2 separate regions of the Homo sapiens genome follow, and region 2 is linked to region 1. The links are chromatin loops, found by intact Hi-C in ENCODE. Cell type or tissue: Calu3. All regions are shown on one strand. Each heading gives the region's core, and the rest is flanking DNA. Links, peaks and the distances in the headings are about the cores only.

What was found. Hi-C counts contacts between places; a loop is a spot of excess contacts. Peaks named below come from ENCODE experiments on the same cell type or tissue, not always from the same donor. Only the 100,000 strongest peaks of a DNase experiment are listed, where the experiment ranks them.
Region 2: a loop joins it to region 1, with 2.6 times the contacts of the local background. A loop is called at or near these places in 3 of 110 quality-filtered maps.

What each region holds. Positions count from the first base shown.
Region 1 is chr7:23,245,336-23,248,247 of GRCh38, forward strand. It overlaps GPNMB (glycoprotein nmb), which reads left to right and starts at 1,440. Exons shown (of 11, transcript NM_002510.3): 1 at 1,440-1,592. The coding sequence starts at 1,523. RefSeq lists an enhancer at 2,892-2,912. In Calu3, for the core only: no CTCF peak of the experiment used is centred there; a DNase peak (open chromatin) is centred at 1,386.
Region 2 is chr7:23,085,059-23,087,970 of GRCh38, forward strand. The region is part of intron 1 of LOC105375186 (a long non-coding RNA gene); the gene reads right to left. Among named protein-coding and RNA genes, the nearest start is that of KLHL7-DT, 19 kb to the right of the region's middle. In Calu3, for the core only: CTCF peaks have their summits at 1,142 (motif pointing right) and 1,348; a DNase peak (open chromatin) is centred at 1,143.

The sequences.
Region 1 (2,912 bases), core at 191-2,690:
TGAAACTAATAAGTATTTCCATTATTCCTTTATTCATCAATATTTGAAAATTGTTTCAGTCATGAATAATGTGTTCCTTTCGTTGTTTTCCCCTTCATATTTGCTGCAAAGGCTGTAAAAGGCACTCTACAGAGTTGTTTGCCGCCTTAGGGATGGAAGTCAGCCACTCCTGCTGTATGGATTTTAGTTTCATAGGCTATTTCCATTCCTCCTTGACACACTGAACCATAAATCAATACCCCAAGTTTTACCCTCACCTGCAACCAAGGTTTCTACTGCACTGAAAATGGCCATGTGAATGTGAGTTTGAGAAAGGTCACATATGGTAAAGTTTTCATGTTGCCACATTTTCTGCATACTCTGTAACCAGGAATGATTTGACTGTATAAATTTATCTTACAGACACACTTGTTTGTACATTTAATGCCTGCTTTCTATAATATGAAAAAATACACAGAACGTTTTATGCAATTGGCTCTGAGTAATGCAACACATAAATGCTTTGAGAGCAGTTACCAAAAATTATGCAGGTTATTACAAAAGTTATATGGAATTGCACAGATATTCTAAATGTGCTTTTGAGTAAATTTCTCAGCTACCAGAGGCCTGGGCAGCTGTTTCCAGCACATCCTGGCACAACATTCATGTTATCATCCACTTATGTATTCCACAATTTCAAATGATTGATAAGACACCTCCCCCATCTTTGCTTCCTCTTGGAGGAAAAAAATATACAAGCAATCACGAGCACAGGAGCAGGTGGACAACTACATCTTAGGAAAGGGTGCGTAACTGTGAACTCTAAACGTGAGCTGGGTGCCTGATGCAGTATAGGAACCACAGTAAGTCGATAATCAGTGAGGCTGGAGGATTGAAATTTTATTTGGTAAAGAATATTGAGCCAGGCGCGGTGGCTCATGCCTGTAATCCCAGCACTTTGGGAAGCCGAGGCGGGCAGATCACAAGGTCAGGAGATCGAGACCAGCCTGGCCAACATAGTGAAACCTGCCTCTACTAAAAATACAAAAAATTAGCCGGGCATGGTGGCGGGCACCTGTAATTCCAGCTACTCAGGAGGCTGAGGCAGGAGAATGGCTTGAACCTGGGAGGTGGAAGTTGCAGTGAGCTGAGATCGTGCCATTGCACTCCAGCCTGGGAGACAGTGTGAGACTCCATCTCAAAAAAAAAAAATGAATATTGAAATAGAGTCTATAGGAAAAAAACTCCTTGAATCTAGTAAATGTGGAATCACAAAATTGAAATAATGTGCATCTGAAAAGTGAATAAATAGATGCCAAGAAGGAGTGAGTCATAAGCACATGAGTTGTAAGAGGTTGAACTTGAGAGACCAGATCAGGCAGTGCCGCTTAATACCATCACATGATCCTCCCCGAGGCCCTGTATTTAATTAAAATAGAGAGGGAGGCACCACAGATGCCAGAAGAACACTGTTGCTCTTGGTGGACGGGCCCAGAGGAATTCAGAGTTAAACCTTGAGTGCCTGCGTCCGTGAGAATTCAGCATGGAATGTCTCTACTATTTCCTGGGATTTCTGCTCCTGGCTGCAAGATTGCCACTTGATGCCGCCAAACGTGAGTAACCCTTAATTTCTATGTTTAACCCATTCTCTGGCCATTGGCTGAAATGATGGCTAATAATATCCTCTGAACTAGAGGTTGGACTGAAGTTCTTCAGGAAGCTTTCATCTCTGGCTCACTCATCTCTTCTTCTGCAAACTGTTGGGAAGGCTGAAACTACAGCAAAATGCCTCCAGCTCCATTCTTTGCTTTCGGCTCATGGAAAGTAAAAACTATGCTGCCCTTCTCTTGTGAAGCTTCTTTTCCATTGCAATTGCAACCCATTCTTGCCAGACAGTGGTTGGGGGAGGGTTGGACAGCCTCCGGCCACAGAACAAAGCAACTCCACCAACTAAACTATGTCCAGCTTCCATCCAAAAGGGTGGAGACCTCACATGAAATGGGGTCTCCAATCTGGAGGCAAATTTACGAATCTCCCCAGCCCTGAAGCTATTGCTCCTCCTGCGGGGCTTCCTCACAGACCTGCAGGAGCTTGCTGGGAGAGGAGCTGAAGCCCAGGCTCTCTACCCTGGTCAGGCAGGAGAGGCCAGGGCATTTTTAACAATACTGATACCCACGCAATGAAACCGGAATCTTTGGGAGTGGGGTCAGAGGATCCTTGTTTTAAAAGTTCCTCTTGGGATCTGCCTATGCAGCCAGGGTCCAGACCACTGAAGCAGTGTGCAGATTCGCGAGAGGAAGAGAGCTGAGCCGCTGTAACCCTGGGCCTGGGATTGCGGGGACGGGACGGGTGGGAAGCGGCCAAAGGCGCAGCGGCTTCTGGTCAGAGCCGCAGAGGCCTGAGACGTGGGCCGCGCCCCGGCCCAGGAGACCCCGCGGCCGCGCCCTAACCCTCAGTCTCCCGACTGCGACTGCGACCCGGGAAAACGCCTACGTTTTTGGAAAGGAAGTCCCATCACAGGGAGCTGACCCGGTGTCAGCGCGCAGCACGTTCCCGGCCCGCAGTGCGCCGCGCGTCCTCCTAGCAGCCCGCGGAGCCCGGCACTGTGATGGTCCCGCTTCCCACACGAGGCCACGGGCCACAGAGTGGGCAAGGAACTCGCCCCAAGCCACACAGCGGGTAAGTTGAGGAGGCAGCCTTCCATCCCGACCTCTGTCCTTCCTGCCCGGGTTTGGGGTTGGACAGGCTCGGGCTCCCCGCCAGCCTAGGGGCTGGGTCTCCAGTGGCTTTGCTCCATTTCCTCATTTCCTTCAAAACGAGGAGTTTTCGTTTCCTCATTTGCAAAACTGGGTAATTGTGTTCTTGTGAGATCAGCTGCTTGGCGTGAGAGACGTGCATGGTGGGGATTGTTCCTACGGAGGCAGACCTGCACC
Region 2 (2,912 bases), core at 136-2,635, 160 kb before region 1:
GCAGGAGAATCACTTGAACCCAGCATGCAGAGGTTTCAGTGAGCCGAGCTCATGCCATTGCACTCCAGCCTGGGCAACAAGAGTGAAAATCCGTCTTAAAAAAAAACAACACAAAACCTGTTCAATAGGAGTTTGGGGACCCATAGCTGCTTTTTGCAGTTTCCTGTGGATATCAGGGGCAAACTGGAATATAAAGTGTACTCCCAAAGGGTTTGTCCTTCCCTTGAGGCAGGATCAGTGTTAGTATATTTCCTGATTGCCTCAACTAAACCCCCTTGAAACAAAGCTAGATTCTCGTCTTTGCCCTGTGAAACTTCCTTAACCTTTTCATAGTTAACAGGCTTTTTCATACATTTCTTTATCCCTTCCAACAAACAAGAGACCATATTATCTCTACTCCCCAAGTCGTCACTGCACCTTTGATAGTTCCACCCTGGATCTTGATCTGGAACTGCTATACCTCCTGCCTGATATATATTATGGTTAGGGTTACGAGCCAATACCTCATCTGCATGGGTCCTAGCTGTCCCCAAAATGTGTTGTTTTGGCTGAGCACGGCGGCTCACATTTGTAATCCCAGCACTTTGGGAGGCCAAGGCAGGCAGATCACCAGGTCAACAGACCGAGACCATCGTGGCCAACATGGTGAAACCTTGTCTCTACTAAAAATATAAAAATTAGCTGGGCATGGTGGTGCGCACCTGTAGTCCCAGCTACTCGGGAGGCTGAGGCAGGAGAATCGCTTGAATCCAGGAGGCAGAGGTTGCGGTGAGCCAAGATCGTGCCACTGCACTCCAGACTGATGACAGAGCAAGACTCTGCCTCAAAAAAAAAAAAGGTGTTGTTTTTCTTCCACTGTACAACACAGAAACAACAAAACATGCTGATTCTGCCAAGTTAAACTACAGGTGAGAGTTAATTTCTCAAACTCATCTATGAATTTTCCTGGATCTTCAGAGAAATGACCAAACTTATCTTTACATAGAGCCAAATCAGACATAGAAAAGGAAACATACTCTCACAGTGCTCTGGTTCAAATGCCTCTGACACCAGGGCTTCAGAAGGTCACTGGGTGTCTTACTCAACAGTGCATGAGCAGCAGGTTCTGGAGTTACAGCATGGGAGTAGCTCTGTGGAACCCTTTAGCCCCAAGGGGGCGCACTGAGTTTGGTGTTTGCCAAGAGGAAAATAATAGCTAGAAGAACAGACACCTGGACATGTTTCAGCACCCCTGGGGCTTTTTGGAAATACTTGGGAAGGAAAACTCAGAAAAAAAAAAAAAAAAAAAAAAAAAAAAAAAAAAAAAAAAAAAAAAAAAGACGGACTTCCTGCAGTCAAGCATGCACGCTAAATTGGATAGTAAAAGGACCTGTGACTGGTAAGGGTCATATAAGGACATGTTTTTTCCAGGTCACTCTGAATACTTCTTTGCCTCCACTGGATCTGTTTCTTCCTTGGGCTCTGATTTCATAATCTGCTTTTGCTCATTTGTTTTATTTTCCTTGGAGACCTCATCCTGCATCTTCAATGACTTACTGGACATTTTTATATGTACATTATCTCCAACTCAGTTTGTCTGAAATCTACCTCAACCAAAAATCCTTACAAGTCAATAAGAAAAAAAAATCCAAAAGAAAAATGAACAAAAATATAAACAGGCAATTCACAGAAGAAAAAATACAAATAGTCAATAAATGTATGAAAACATGCCTAATCTCATTAAGAATTTTAAAAATAACAAGGAGGTGGGAGGATTGCTTGAGACCAGGAGTTCGAGACCAGCCTGGGCAATATAGTGAGACCCTGTCTCTACAAAAACAACAAAAAAAGAAAAATTAGCTGGGCATGGCAGTGCACACCTCTAGTCCTAGCTACTCAGGAGGCTGAGGCAGGAGGATTGCTCGAGCCCAGAAGATAGTTAGCTATAATTGTGGCACTGTACTCCTGGTGACATAGTGAGACACTGTCTCAAAAATAATAACACTGAAAAGTCTTTTTTTTTTGTATGTCATATTGATAAAGATTTCCAAAACCTAGGATTCCATTGTCATTTTATATATATATATAAAGCTCCTTTTAAAAAGTGATCCCAGCCGAGCGCAGTGCTCAAGCCTGTAATCCCAGCACTTTGGGAGCCCAAGGCAGGTGAATCACAAGGTTGGGAGTTCGAGACCAGCCTGGCCAACATGGTGAAACCCCGTCTCTACTAAAAATACAAAAATTAGCTGGGCGTGGTGGCACACCATCTGTAGTCCCAGCTACTCGGGAGGCTGAGGCAGGAGAATTGTTTAAACTCAGGAGGCGGAAGTTGCAGTGAGCCGATGTTGTGCCACTGCACTCCAGCCTGGCAACAGAGTAAGACTCTGTCTCAAACAAACAAACAAACAAACAAAAAGTGATCCCAATATCTCCAAGCTTGTTACCAGCTTAAATCTGTTAAATCTTTAGGTGCTTTTAAAAGTACTAAGGCAGTTCAAATAACATTTATTGCTCAAATGTACAAAAGCCTCCATGGCCTCATAGTTGTTTTTTAAAAAACAATTTTATTGAGGTATAATGGACATAAAATAAACTGCATATATTTAAAATGTACAATTAGATAATTTTTGCGCCCGTTAAATCATCACCACAATCAAGATCATGAACATATCCGTATCCCAAAATGCTTTCTCTATCCTTTTTTGTTTTTGAGAGAGAAAGTCTCACTCTATTGCCTAGGCTGAAGTGCAGTGGCACAATCTCGGCTCACTGCAACCTCTGCCTCCCGAGTCCAGGTAATTCTCATGCTTCAGACTCCCAAGTAGCTAGGATTACAGGCAAGCACCACCACGCCTGGCTAATTTTTGTACATTTAGTAGAAATGGGTTTTCACCATGTTGGCTAGGCTGGTCTCTAACTCCTGGCCTCAAGTG